2 separate regions of the Homo sapiens genome follow, and region 1 is linked to region 2. Evidence: read pairs that join two places in POLR2A ChIA-PET (ENCODE). Cell type or tissue: Panc1. All regions are shown on one strand. Each heading gives the region's core, and the rest is flanking DNA. Links, peaks and the distances in the headings are about the cores only.

Region 1 (7,573 bases), core at 1,286-6,285, 480 kb before region 2:
ACATAGAATACCTTTGCCCATAAGTTGGAGTATTTTTACCCCTCAATGTTGGCAAGTTGCAGGGTAGCTTTATGGTAAAAGAGAGCAAAGGTGTGTCGTCCTTTGATTCCCAAGATTCCTAGTGGAAGTATTTTCTTTGTTATTCTCTGAACAAAAGATAAAGAGGAGGCTGGACTTCGGAGTATTTGTGAAAATGCTATTTCTAGCCCTCCATCCACACAGTGCCTTTCGGTGTTCATCTGGAGGTGATGAAGGTGGATGCAGGTGACTCCTCCGCTCTACCCATGCTCACAGCCCAGCCCACTCTTCTCAAGAGTGCCCCACCATTTCCCCATCAAGTCCAAAGGCAGCACCAGAAGGGTAGAGTGAGCATCCCCGAAGTCTGTGTCTTTATTATTTCCGTGGTCTGCTTCAAGTGTTATCCCATGTGCTTGGGGTAATGTGTTTGTTTAATTGATGAAAACTCTAGGTGGCAGGAGGCTGGGAAGGTGGCTAGGCTTTTTCATATTTATTCTCATGGAAAACATTCCCCTTTATAAATCTTTTTGCTACAAATAGTGTTTTTTTTTCTTTTATGTAATTTTCTTAATTTTTAAAAAAATTTTTTGAGACAAGTTCTCGCTCTGTCACTCAGGCTGGAGTGAAGTGGTGTGATCTTGGCTCACTGCAACCTCTGCCTCCTGGGGTCAAGTGGTTCTCATACCTCAGCCTCCCAAGTAGCTAAGACTACAGCTGCGTGCCACCATGCCTGGCTAATTTTTGTATTTTTAGTAGAGACGGGGTTTCGCCATGTTGTCCAGGCTGGTCTCGAACACCTGACCTCAAGTGGTCTGCTTGCCTCGGCCTCGGATATGCTGGAATTACAGGCATGAGCCACCACGCCTGGCCGCTTTTATGTAATCTTGATGTAACACCAATCCCATGTAGTCGGCACAAATTATAAAGTGTGTAAATGACTGGTGAAAAAATAATGCCCTTCTCAAAGAGAAGATAATTCCATTACAGGGAATCTAGGGGCCGTTCAATGCCAGAGGATCCCACCCAGGAAAGCTGGTGGCTGCAGGGATAAAAGCCAGCAGTTTGGAAAGAAACACCTATAAGAACATGGACCACGTAGGAGCCTAGCTTCAAGCTCCGCTTTACCAGGCTTCCCTTCCCCTTTGCTGAATTGCAGCTCCTGATCCTGCCTGCATCCTACTGGCCTGTGTTACATAAAGATCTAGTTCTGGAATACAGGAAATATGGTGGAGATTGTTCTATGTTAAGGTTCCAAGCCAAGTACGGGCCCATATCCTCAGCTAAGATAATTATTGGTGGGTGAATAAATTAGGCTTGCCGACACTTGTCTGTTTAAGCAAAGACAGCATTTTAAATATTAGAAGAATGTCCACTTCACTCTACAGAGTCAACATTATTCAGCACTTCCATTAGCTGTGGATTACCAAAGCAGAAGACAATTCTTAAGTTAAGAAAATTTTATGAGTGAAAAGACAAATGTAAGCAAAGTGGATACATATTCTGAAAGTTTTATGTAAAAACCAAGGTGCAGGTGCAAGTATATGTAATTGATACGTAATGCAGAGAGGCAGAATGGGAGAGCAGAGGAGAACACGGACTCGGGAGCAAGATGGCCTAGGTGTGGAGCATGGCTCTGCCACTGACTACCTGGGAAACCCTGGGCAAATTACCTGACCTCTCTGGGCCTTGCTCTCTCCTCATCTGTACAATGGGGCAATGATAGAACTTGTCTCAACGGATTGTAGAGAGGATTAAACACGCTAGAGCATGTAAAGAACTTGGACACACTGCTTGACACTTAGTAAGTGTTGTGAAAGTATTAGCTTCCTAATGCAAGCATTGTCTTTGCCTCTTCATCCTCTTTTTTTTTGTACCCTTCATCCTCCTCTTCTTTTTCCTTCTCCTCTTTCTGTCTCTTTTCCTCTTCCTCCTCGTCCTTCTTTATTAGCATGATTGTACATGCGAAATGGCCAGGGCTGGCTATATAATTTGTCGAGCACAGGACAAAATGAAACTTCAGGGCCTCTTGTCCAAAAATCAGGGGGAAAAAACATTTCTTTTTCTTCTATCTCTCTCTCATACCCAATCTATCACAGGGTTCTTTGTTGGCTATTTATTGACCCATCTTCTCTCAGGCACGTATATTCTCTGGGCAAGTATAGACTCACAAGTGCCTGGAGTCCCTCCTCGAAATTTGGTGTGTGAGTGTGCGCCCAACTCCACCCTTTGCTGTGTTTGTGTCCAGCCTTTTGCCAGGGGTGAGGTGACAGAGATCACTGGGCTAGGGGCAGGAGAGGGTTGGCAGAGAACCCATCCCAGGGAGGCAGGGAGGTGGTGAGTGGGGGACTGCACAGGAGCAGAGGCCCCAAGCCCTAGTGCACACTTCATTGTTCCACTGGACTTCACTTAGGAGAAACACATTCAAAGGTAAAATTATTAAGAATTTTCAACATGATCACAGAGCGCCGATGCTCCAAGGGGTGGCCCCCTTCTGAGTGTGGGACCCTGTGTCAGATACATGAAGTTGGCACTGACAGTAGCAGAAAAGATGTGAAGTTAGCAATCAACGAAATCCCATTTTGGTTATTAAGTGATTCTTTGGCTTAAGATGTAGAAATTGGATTTTATTATCAGTTTTAGTGAGACGAACACAAATTAGGTAACTCATTTTATCCATTTATTAAACTTAGGGAGAAAAATGCACATTTTAACCAACTGGTCTACCCCAGAGATGTAGTAAAAAAGTAGCTTTTAAAAAGACCTTTGTGCTCTTCTACCCAAAAGCATTAGATGGGCATTTTCCAAAGTGTGTTACTTGAGAAAAGGGTTCTGTGAGGAACAATTGGCTCCTTGGGTAAAACAGAATTAACGGATTTTTGAAATTCAGGACTACCCACTTACTAAGTGGGTAGTCTAATTGTTTTTCTGTTTATTTACCTTAGGTCTTACTCTTTTCCAATTAATCATCTTAGACTTTGGAAGGTGAGGGGAAACATGGAAGCAGAGTCCATTTAGCAAGCTGAGATATTGTCAAATTTCAAAATGAATTTTTAAAATTAAATTTAATTTTTTTATTTTAAAAGTTTTACTTTAAGTTCTGGGATACATGTGCTGAACATGCAGATTTGTTACATAGGTACACATGTGCCATGGTGGTTTGTTGCACCTATCAACCCATCATCTAGGCTTTAACCCCCTAATACATTAGGTATTTGTCCTAATGCCCTCCCTCCCCCAGCCCCCCACTCCCCGACAGGCTCTGGTGTATGATGTTCCCCTCCCTGTCTCCACATGTTCTCATTGTTCAATTCCTACTTGTAAGTGAGAACATGCAGTGTTTGGTTTTGGTTTTCTGTTCCTGTGTTAGTTTGCTGAGGATGATGGTTCCCAGCCTCATCCATGTCCCTGCAAAGACATGAACTCATCCGTTTTTATGGCTGCATAGTATTCCATGGTGTATATGTGCCACATTGTCTTTATCCAGTGTATCCAAAATGAATTTTTAATCTTAAATGTAACTGGCCTCTCAGTTCTTCCACCATGTCCCCTCCAATGATCATTTTCTATAATTATCCACTCCTAAGACCATATTCTTAGTCCCCTCCCTCTGTCCTTTAGCTAACCAACTCTAGTACTCACTAGTAATTCTTCTGCCTTGTTGACGAATTGACCACCAACAAATCATTGACCAGCACTTTAATACCTCCCTTAGTGCCCTCATTTCCTTCTGTATCCAGCTTAATGACCATGCCCTGTCACTAGGAACATTAGCACCCTAATTCTTTCATACCCTCCCCTCACCGAACTTGGCTGGGAGAGCCCCAATCCTGGTTAAAACCCACAACTACCTACTATGTGCCTGCACTTGGTTGGAGAAAAACCCACAACTGTGCTGACTGTTCTCACTTTAAATCCTTGCCCTCAAATCTCAAATGGACATTCAACGTAGCAGCAAATCTTATTTACTTCACTTTTCCATGCTTCAAAATTACTCTTTTTATCCCTTCTCCTCTTCCCTTCCTCCGTGTTCCTATCTTGGGACCCTGCTTCATTCTTCATTGGAAAAATAGAAGCAACTAGGTAGTAATTCTTTTACTTTTTTTCAGCAGTTAATCTACCCATACCCTTTTCCTTTCCTTCTTGTGTCATAAACAAAGTGCCCCTTCATCCTCTCAAGGAGTTATTCTTACTCTGTACCACTTTTCGGCTCCTGAACTCTTATCAGTATCTCCCCTCCTGTGTCACTCACTGTATCTCCAACATCCCTACTCTGTCTAGGGCAGTGAACCCCAGCCTTTTGGCACCAGAGACCAGTTTTATGGAAGACAATTTTTCCACGGACTTTGGGTGGAGAGTGAGGGATGGTTTCGGGATTATTCAAGTGCAGTACCTTTATTGTGCACTTTATTTCTATTATTATTACACTGTAATATATAATGAAATAACTATACAACTCACTATAATGTAGAATCAGTGGGAGCCCTGAGCTTGTTTTCCTGCAAATAGATGGTCCCATCTGGGAGTGATGGGAGACAGTGACAGATCATCAGGCATTAGAGTTTCATAAGGAGGATGCAACCTAGATCCCTCACATATGCAGTTCACAACAGGGTTCATGCTCCTATGAGAATCCAATGCCCGTGCTGATCTGACAGGTGGTGGAGCTCAGGAGGTAATGTGCATGATGGAGAGCGGCTGTAAACACAGAGAAGCTTTGGTCACTCGCCCACCGCTCACCTCACGCTGTGCGGTCCCCTATGGGGGTTGAGGAACCCTGGTCGAAGGGATACACAACTAGAGCCAAAAATGTGCCCTGAAAGCTCCTGTTTAAAGAACATAATATAAAACAAACCTTACATGATCCCATTTTATCCTTCTAGCTTCTGCTCCATTTCTCTGTGCCCCTTCAGAGCAAACCTTCTTTAAGAGCTGTCTGTAAGCACTATCTTCACTCCCTCACTTCAGTTCTCTGCTTCAGTCATTCCGGTTGAGTTTCTGTCCCCACTCCCCCTCCTGAAGCTGCTCATGTCAAGGCACCATTACCTCCATGCTCTCAAGTCCAGTGGTTTTACTTTATATAATATTGCCTCATTTTTGATATGCCTTTAAAAAAATATCTTGACTTTCATGATGCCACATACTCCTGGTTTTTCTCCCACCTCACTAGCTATTCCTTCTGTCTCCTTCACTGGCTCCTCCTCCCTGCTAGAGCTGTAAATGCTGGAGGCTTTTGGAGCACGTTCCTGAGCCCTCTTCTAATCCCAAGCAATATTTTTTCCTGTGGGTGATCTCATCCAACCGTAAGGTCTTCAATATAATCTGCACACCAATGACTCCCAAATCCATGTCTCTAGCTCTTTGCTTTGACTTTCAGATTTTCTATATCCAATTGTCACAGGCATCATCTTCACGTGGATGTTTGCTAGGAAGCTCAAATTACCATGGTCAAAACAGAACGGTTGATACTTTCTTTCCCTCCCAAATCTGGTTCTTTCACAATCATCCTATCTCAGTAAATAGCCCTGTCATCCACTTAGCTACTGAAGCCAAAAATCTAGGAACTATCTTGATGTTCTCTTTTCTTTACCTTTCTATGTCAAATGTATTAGCAAGACTTGTCAACGCTTCTTTCAGAACTCATCCCTAAACTGCCCACTTCTTTTACCTCCAATGCATCACTCTACTACATACTGTCATCTTTTCTAATCTGAACAACCGCAATAACTTCTCAATTAATTTCTTTGCTTCTACACTTATACACTTATAGTCCTTTCTCTACACAGCAACTGGAGAGATGTTTAAAAAATGTAAATCAGGCCGGGCGCAGTGGCTCACGCCTATAATCCCAGCACTTTGGGAGGCCGAGGTGGGTGGATCACAAGGTCAGGAGATCGAGACCATCTGGCTAACACGGTGAAACCCCGTCTCTACTAAAACTACAAAAAATTAGCCAGGCATGGTGGCGGGCGCCTGTGGTCCCAGCTACTCGGGAGGCTGAGGCAGGAGAATGGCGTGAACCCGGGAGGCAGAGCTTGCAGTGAGCCAAGATCGTGCCACTGCACTCCAGCCTGGGCGACACAGCAAGACTCCATCTCAAAAAAAAAAAAAAAATGTAAATCAAACCATGCTTAAACCATTCCGAAGGCTTCCCTTGATGCTGGGAATAAAATCTGACCTTCTTGCACTGGTTATGCCCTACCTGGTCTAGACCTTGTCAACATCTCCATCTATCTCATATGATTCTTCCTGTGCCTGCTATGCATACTTCAGCCACTCTGGCCTTTTCTTTGTTCCTCTAATATGCCAAGGTCATCTTAACTAAGGGACCCTTACTCTAGGTTCCCACTGCCTGGAATGCTCACACCTCTGATTTCCATATGATCAGCTTCTTCTTCTCACTCAGATGCTGACTTAAATGTCACCCTTGTTATTTATGTCATTATGTAGCAATGAATTCCTGTTGTATTCAATGGGTTATAATCAATTACTAGCATTATGCATTTTGATGCTCAAATTGTTCCAAACTTGGGTATTAGGAATCCCTTCAAGCTGGCTTCTGTGTCCTTTTGACACAGCTCTGTCATTCTTTGAGTACTTTATTATATTCTGCCACAGAAAGATGTTTCAGGCTCATTTTATTCTTTCTCTGGAATCAGTTCTTCAAGGAGCTTTAATTCCTTTTAGTGGAGGATGGCATTTAGTAACCAAGATATGGGCTCTAGATGTACTCATTGTTACTGTGATGTCATTGATTTTAGACCTTCTCAGGAGACAGAACTGGTACACACACACATTATCTATCTATCTATCTATCTATCTATCTATCTATCTATCTATCTATCTATCTATCTACCTATCTATCTTGAAAAACATGAGTTCACACTGATACCCACAGTTCCAGCCTAATACTACATACTTTTTTAAACCAACCTCCTTTCCATGTTTATAGCTTTTTATTTTTCTAGCAGTGAGAATCCTGGCTCCCATTATCCTTAATATATTTATTTGCTAAGTCCCTCCATATGTAGCCAATCTCCCTACATGGACTGTCTCCTTGGCCCAGCACTGCTGGTTCACACAAGCTCATGCCAATTGGGAATCCATGCTTCCAGCCCCACTGCTGTTTGATATTAACAACTTATAACTTTCCAGTAGGTGCATTCATTCTGTCTGTTCATTCATTTGTTCATCTATCAAATATTTACTGAGTATTTAGTCACAACAGGCACAATGCTGAATGCTGCATAGACACCAGTGAACAAGGTGGCCAGAATATCTGTCCTCATGGTTACTACCCTAGACCTTGTGTCTCTGCTCTTCACAATTCATCTTTATTAAACTTGAAAGTTTGTTGAACATAAATAGGTTGAGGTTGCATATAATTCTTATTATAGAATTAGGGCTCAATTATTTTTAATATACCTTTGGATGTCCATACAGTTCTAAGTTAAAGAATATCCTAGGTAGACGTAGGTGGATAAACATATAGAAACTGTATTTAGGCTGGGTGCGGTGGCTCATGCCTGTAATCCCAGCACTTTGGCAGGTAGGTCAT
Region 2 (7,573 bases), core at 1,445-6,444:
AAAAATTAAGAGTATTGGAAGGGACCATAAGAAAAATCATGGTAACAGAAAAGACCTACACATTACCTCCGAAGCTTGTAAATTACTAACTCTAATTTTAAGCCCTAAAATCAGATTAGCTCTCTACTTTTTAAAATTTGAAATTATTTATTCTCTGTGTCTGAGAAATATTTTGAGAGGCAAGAGCATTTGTTCTTGTGACTCTTACAAGATACAGTGGCTGGCCGGGCACGGTGGCTCACGCCTGTAATCCCAGCACTTTAGGAGGCCGAGGCAGATGGATCACGAGGTCAGGAGTTCAAGACCAGCCTGGCCAAGATGATGAAACCCCATCTCTACTAAAAATACAAAAATTAGCTGGGCATGGTGGCAGATGCCTGTAATCCCAGCTACTCAGAAGGCTGAGGCAGAGAATTGCTTGAAGCTGGGAGGCGGAGGTTGCAGTGAGCCGAGATCGCACCACTGCACTCCAGCCTGAGTGACAGAGCAAGACTCCATCTCAAAAAAAAAAAAAAAAAAAAAAATTAAATACAGTAGCACACCAGATGGAGTCTCTTTGTTCAGTGCTATCACCATATTGAATGGTGCTCTTTGGTGTATGCTTGCATTCAGTTGTAGATACGATATAATGCATGATTGGATAATAGGAAATACCTTTTAGTAGAATGTATGATTCTTGATAGGATATCCTGCCCATTGGCTTTGACAGTTGAATTAACCTATTTGGCTGACATTGACCCTCCTACTGACCACGATATATAAGAAAATATGAAATTAATATAAAAGCTATCTTGTACTGGTAGCAAGATAGCTACTGGTAGGAAACATTAACAATAGCATCGTAAAATATAGAATTGAAAATGTGAGTCATTTTGCTTTTAAATCTCTATCATGTACATGACTGACTTCAGTTGTTCTCTCTCCTCCCTTTTGTTCTGTTTCAGAGGTTGAAGGCTGCATTGACTCACCACCCTGCTGCCATGTCAAATGGGAACATGAACACCATGGGACACATGATGGAGATGATGGGCTCCCGGCAGGACCAGACGCCACACCATCACATGCACTCGCACCCGCATCAGCACCAGACACTGCCACCCCATCACCCTTACCCACACCAGCACCAGCACCCAGCACACCATCCTCACCCTCAACCCCATCACCAGCAGAACCATCCACATCACCACTCCCATTCCCACCTTCATGCACACCCAGCACATCACCAGACCTCGCCACATCCGCCCCTGCACACCGGCAACCAAGCACAGGTAGACCTTTTCCGTGATCTCTTTCCCCTTCTTATTCTCCTTCTTAACAGTGCAAGCTCTAATGCTGGGGTCATTTGCAGCAATCTTGTTTGACAAGCCCAGGTGTTCTATCTCACATTCTAGGGGCTCTGTTTATCTCCTAGGAGGCAAGCCTTACCCATAAGACCCTACCAGATCATAATTTCTATAAATAATACACTAAAAAATATCAGGTCTAGTCTCTAAGGGCAAGCATAAACTTTAAGTTCTCCAAAATCTATTTTTGCAGTGTGTCAGAAAGTTAGCCCCTCTCAAAAGTAATATGAATCAATGGATTAGGAAGAACTTAAGCTTGTGAAGAAAGATGTGAATTAAGAATGAGAAAAACGAGTTAATTCTAACCCTGGTTCTAGCTGCTATGTTTTAAAACATCATAGAGACTCAATTTTGTCACCTGTAAAATGGAAGTTAAATACAACAGGCAATCTTCTGAGTAACAGTGAATGTTAAAAATCTAAAGAGTAACAATTCAAGGCAGACAAAGAAGCTCCATCATGGATGCTAGGGCGTAAGGTGCTGTGTAAATGGTGAAGAGAGGTGACTCATCCCCCTGAATGAGAAATGCGTTGGAGGGAACAGAAAGAGAGCCAAGTTCTGTAGATGATCAGACCAAGAGAAAGGCCAAATCCCAGTGGGTGAGAGTCACCAGGAGTGGCTGCAAAGAAAGCCAGCATTTAGACAAAACTGAAAGAGGGTTGGGGGACCAGGCAGACATTATGTCACCCACGGCCAAGAAGAGAGGCGAGTCCTGTACTGGAGTGAGTTTTAGTAAGTGGATGAAGGGCATGTCCAGGAGCATGGCTGGGCCTAGACACTTTGGATCCTCAAGCAGAATGACTTTCATCCATACCTTCCACCCAGTCCACACTGCCAGCTTCCAACCAGCTGAATCAGAAGGGTGTCGGAAGCATGGAACCGCCAAAAAACACTTATTCACTGTCTCCTCTGTCATCTGCCTCTGGAGACGTGACTTTATACCCGGCAGCTTTTTGAACTCTTGAGCCCCCCTCCATTAACATGCACCAAACCTGGACAGCCATCCACAGAATGGGTCAGGCACAAGCAACTCTCGAAGCTATTCATTAGATAAACTGTCTTTTGCAAGGTTCTTAGAGGTGTTCTACATTGTGAATAAGAATTGAGCATTAGAATGAGATAACCTTAATTTTTTTCCTGCCTTCCTCACTGTGTGATTGTGAACAGAAACAACCTCTCTACCCCTCAGTTTTCCCATCTGTAAAATGGGGCTGGGTAATAGTAGACTAAACTCCTAGGCTCTTATGAGTATTAAATAAGAGAATCTCTGTAAAGCCCTTGACACAGTGTTCAAAATATGTTATTCCAAACCAGTAGAAGTTTAGCAAATTGTATAGCAATCAAATGCTATCCAGAGAACATTTTTAGTCACATTTTTAGTCAAACGCCATACTAGAACATGTATTTAGAAAGAAAAAAAAAAACTACAAAGTCAATGATGGGCAAATTGATTCACATTTGTACTTAGTTTATAAGGAAACGAGAACATCAAGGTTTGGTTGCCTTTATGGGCAAGTTATTTCACAGAGCAAGTTATATAACAATTCTTTGAATATAAAAGCCATTCACTAGCTAATTACCAATTAGCCAATTGCCCTCTGTTTCAAGTCAGTAAGTGGCCAATAGTATATGCAATTAGTTAATTGCTATTATAATTAGCTTTATGAACAGTTGCTTTTTTTAATTGTATGCTAAAAAGAAAGAGCCCAGGTTGGTCTTGCTAAAATTTGAACCAGATCATTTAGGCAGTATCCCAAAATACCACTCTTAAATTGTATTAACTTGGCTGATTACTGAGATCTTGCCATTTTGCTTAATTGTATGATTATCTGAAAGTAGGAATAGAATCCTTTGAACTCTGAGATTCTAAGGTGATTTGGAATAAAATCTGCCTTTTTGAAATTATAATTTATTACTTTTGATCAAAATTTTCAGAGCATCTATGCCAAGAGAATTCTGCTTTAAAAATAAAATTACAAGCGACAATAATTACCAGGTATACAAATTCTGGTTTTAGGGTTGTATTTGCATTTTCTCCTGGCTTCTTGTGCTCCTCCTGCATGTAAGGATGTGATTGTAGAGTGCTGGTTTCAAGGAATTTCTCTTAATCAATCCTGAACCTAATTACACCTGAAACCACGTCACTTATGCCTTTGGGTGAAGGCACAGGAAAAGTATCATGGGTTACAGGTTGATTAAACTTAGGGTAGGAGGATACAGAATTGAAAGATAAGTCCCTGCAATGGAGATTAAAAATCAATTTTTTCCTATTTGAGGGTTTTGTCTGGGGCTGGCAATAAGAGATTATAATTCACAAAAGGAAACAGTTAAAGGCAAAAATATCCGAGCAGTTAGCACATTCCCTCTTAATGCTTTTCTTTGCAGTAGTTAGCTCAGGAATTAGCATCTGGAATGACAAGTGCTAAGCCCCTGCCAATAACAAGGATGACGCCTTCACTAGCAACTCTGATGAGTAAGACCTTAGACAGTTAATTTATTTTGTTATTCCTCTATAATCGGGAGGAAAAGAGTCACCAACAAACAAACAGTTCTAGAAAATGTCTTTGCTGGCCTGGTGCGGTGGCTCACGCCTGTAATCTCAGCACTTTGGGAGGCTGAGGCGGGTGGATCACGAGGTCAGGAGTTCAAGACCTGCCTGGCCAAGATGGTGAAACCCTGTGTCTACTAAAAAACTACAAAAATTAGCCAGGCATGGTGGCAGGCACCTGTAATCCCAGCTACTTGGGAGGCTGAGGCAGGAGAATCGCTTGAACCTGGGCAGCAAAGGTTGCAGTGAACCGAAATCGCGCCACTGCACTCCAGGCTGGGCGACAGAGAGAGACTCCGTCTCAAGAAAAAAAGAAAATGTCTTTGCTTTGCATAAAATTACTAAGATGCAGTTCAACCTCAACCCTGGGCCTGATTCTTTTACAGTTAGTCATAGATGGTTTGATAGAGTTTTGGATTAAAATACATCACCATCAGTCAACTGATGTCAACCAGTAGCCATTATTAGTGCAATTACAGTCATTCTGATTGATTTCAATCATAGTGCTGCAATGTGGTAGAAAAGATTGTTGAGCTTCATTTTTAAAACTTTTGGCCTGTTATTTCTGCAGGTTAAATGTCTCTTGTAAAACAACTTTATAGGTATTACCGTCATAAACCTGAGTGACTAAGAAATGGGAGAGGAAAAAAAAAAACACCTTTTATTGAGAATGAAGAAGGAGGAAGGAGTGAAGTGCATGAGGGAAAGCATTAGGTGTCCAGACATATAAAGAAAAGAGTCAGGTGTAGAAATTTCACAAGGTGCTGTGTGTCTGCCTTATGAATAGAAATAAAGCTCTATGTGTGGGGGTCTCCAAGCCTTAGATGTTGCTGAGTCCCACACAGACCTTGCAAGGACTCTATAAGCATAGTAAAACTTTTTAATAAAGTGCTTTGCCACTCAGGATTTCCTTCTAATGTAACTGTATGGTAATGCACAAGCAACTCTCACTATCTCACACACACACAGTGTGACAGGGCTCAGTGCTGCTTCAGGCATCAATTTAATGCTTTCAAAGGCCCAGCTTCCCAATCACCTAGAAAGCTCTCCTGGATCTCCTTTCACCCTGGTGAGCGCTCTGAGGGGCAGGCAGGCCCGGCTGGAGTATGCAGGTCCAGCTAGTCCTCTGCATTAAGAACTGTGTAATAGTCAAAATAGGATTTCATCTGCTTTCCTGGCTTCATGGGCTTCTTTTCATAGGAGTCACAGTGGCAACGATGTCCCAGAGGTATGTTAGGAACACAATTTTACCACTATTAGAATGAAAGGAGCCCACAACCTGCTCAGAGGTTTTCTGTAGATGACAGATGAGTCATCCATATTGTGATAATAACCCTGACCTTTCTGTTTTCACCCTGTAGCCATACATTGGCTATTTTAAAGTTGTTCATTTGTTTTTGTTTTTGTTTTAGAGACAAGGTCTTGCTCTGTTGCCCAGGCTGGAGTGCAGTGGCACGATCATAGCTCATGGCAACCTCAACCTCCTGGGCTCAAGCAAGCCTCCCACCTCAGCCTCCTGAGTAGCTAGGACTACAGGCATGCGCCACCATGCCTGGCCAATTTTTCCTTTTTTTTTTTTTTTTTTTTTTTTTTTTTGTAGAGACAGGGTCTTGCTATGTTACCTAGGCTGGTCTCAAACTCCTGGCCTCAAGTGATCCTCCCGCCACACCTGGCCCTTACTTTAAAGTTTTTAAACACACCGTCAGTAAAACATTTTTAATAGTTGAAGGAGAAAAATAAATGTTTCCTCTACCATGATTCGGCCAAATGCCTGTCAGGGAAAAATCCATCTGACTACATCTTTTCACGAGTCATTCCTATATCTTGCCAACACATCATAGAATATAGGTCAGTGATGCTTTTCCTTTTCTTTCATGAGTGTGATTTCATCGTCTGTTTCATTCATAGGAGGCAAGTCTCATATGCTGACTGAAACGATAGACTTTCTGTGCTTTGCTTTTTAACATCAGCTTGGGTTTCTTCCCTTACCTAACCACGTCCTTCCCTATCCCCATCACCTCCTCCCTCTCTGGCCCAGCAGGTTTCACCAGCAACACAACAGATGCAGCCAACCCAGACAATACAGCCACCCCAGCCCACAGGGGGGCGCCGGCGAAGGGTGGTAGACGAGGATCCGGACGAGAGGCGGCGGAAATTTCTGGAACGGAACCGGGCAGCTGCCACCCGCTGCAGACAGAAGAGGAAGGTCTGGGTGATGTCATTGGAAAAGAAAGCAGAAGAACTCACCCAGACAAACATGCAGCTTCAGGTGCAGCCCACGGTGTCTTTCCCCGCGACTCAAAGGCCCTCTGCTCCACGGGCATTTCCGGCCCTGACAGGCACTTGTTGACCTAAGCAGTGATACCACACACTTAGTCCACAGAGGAGCCGCAGCCCCACTCCTCGAGTTTTATTAATTCCAGGACACCCTGCAAAACAAAATTAACCATTCAGTTTTCAATCAATTTGCCCACAAAGCTCTGAGAAGGGGGGACCTACCCCACTAAGTTGTAGGGGTGGGAGAACAGGCTTTAATCCGACAGAGATCCAAACCATGGTTCAGCAATTACTTGCTAGGCTTAACTCTCTGGCTCTCAGTTTCTTCCTCTACAGAATGGGAATAATAACTTTATAGAGTTGTTACGTTAGGAGCAATAAACAAACTAATGTCTCCAAAGCAGTTGCCCAGTGCCTGGCCCATAACAAACCTTCAGCTGAAAAGGAGCTTTTCATTAATTATATTCACTAGGTTGAGGGGGTTGCCTTGGCTTATACTTGATTATCTCTATTTTTGTTTCATGGAAGAAAGAAAGGTTGATGGTCATTATGTAGCTCTGAAAGAAAAGGCATGTTTTCATCTCATTTGCCAACTCACCAAGATTTGAATCTTGCTTAATTTTTGCTTTTTATGAATGTCTTAACTGGGGAGATTTTATAATGAGGCCCAGAAGTGTCTGGGAGTGTCTAAGAGGAAAGGAAGGAACTCTAGTACCCAGGCTTCTCCAATAGACTTTATAGATTATAATGATGCAGTTCAGAGCATTTGTTCTAATGTTAAAAATATGTGCACTATTTATCAGCAGAAAAAAAAAAAGGCAAGTAAATAGACATGTATGCAACCCACAGTCCAGGGATAGCATTAAGAGTTGTGGATTATACTCCAGTGCTTCCAGAAGCTGAGAGAATGGCCAAAGAGAGTGGGGCAGGGAGGAAATTACCCTACATAGTGAGACTGCATTTTAAGAGTTCATGGGGTCCGGGCGCAGTGGCCTACACCTGTAATCCCAGCACTCTGGGAGGCTGATCACTTTGGGAGGTGGCTGGATCACTTGAGGTCAGGAGTTTGAGACCAGCCTGGCCAAGGTGCAGAAACCCCGTCTCTACTAAAAACACAAAAAAAAATTGCCAGGTGTGGTGGTGCATTCCTGTAGTCCCAGCTACTCAGGAGGCTGAAGCAGGAGAATGGCTTGAATGCAGGAGGGAGAGGCTGTAGTGAGCCAAGATCGCACCACGGTACTCCAGCCTGGGCAACAGGGTGAGACTGTCTCAAAAAAATAAATAAAAAGAGTTAATGACTAGGCATTGGTAGGTCACTTTTATCTTCTTCCCACACCTAGTTCTCTGTGCATCCTTAGAAAGGAACAGTTAGGGTGCCAAACCCCAAAGCCTTTGCATATCCAGT

The links. ChIA-PET counts read pairs that join two places held together with the same protein. Peaks named below come from ENCODE experiments on the same cell type or tissue, not always from the same donor. Only the 100,000 strongest peaks of a DNase experiment are listed, where the experiment ranks them.
Region 1: POLR2A ChIA-PET joins it to region 2 with 9 read pairs; 2 of 35 experiments call an interaction of 5 or more read pairs at or near these places.

What each region holds. Positions count from the first base shown.
Region 1 is chr7:28,319,342-28,326,914 of GRCh38, forward strand. It overlaps a transcript of CREB5 not described here. Among named protein-coding and RNA genes, the nearest start is that of CREB5, 89 kb to the right of the region's middle. In Panc1, for the core only: no CTCF peak of the experiment used is centred there; no DNase peak of the experiment used is centred there; H3K27me3 peaks cover 229 bases.
Region 2 is chr7:28,803,255-28,810,827 of GRCh38, forward strand. CREB5 (cAMP responsive element binding protein 5) reads left to right here. Exons shown (of 11, transcript NM_182898.4): 8 at 945-1,268; 9 at 5,933-6,160. Among named protein-coding and RNA genes, the nearest start is that of TRIL, 150 kb to the right of the region's middle. In Panc1, for the core only: a CTCF peak has its summit at 6,041 (motif pointing right); a DNase peak (open chromatin) is centred at 3,783.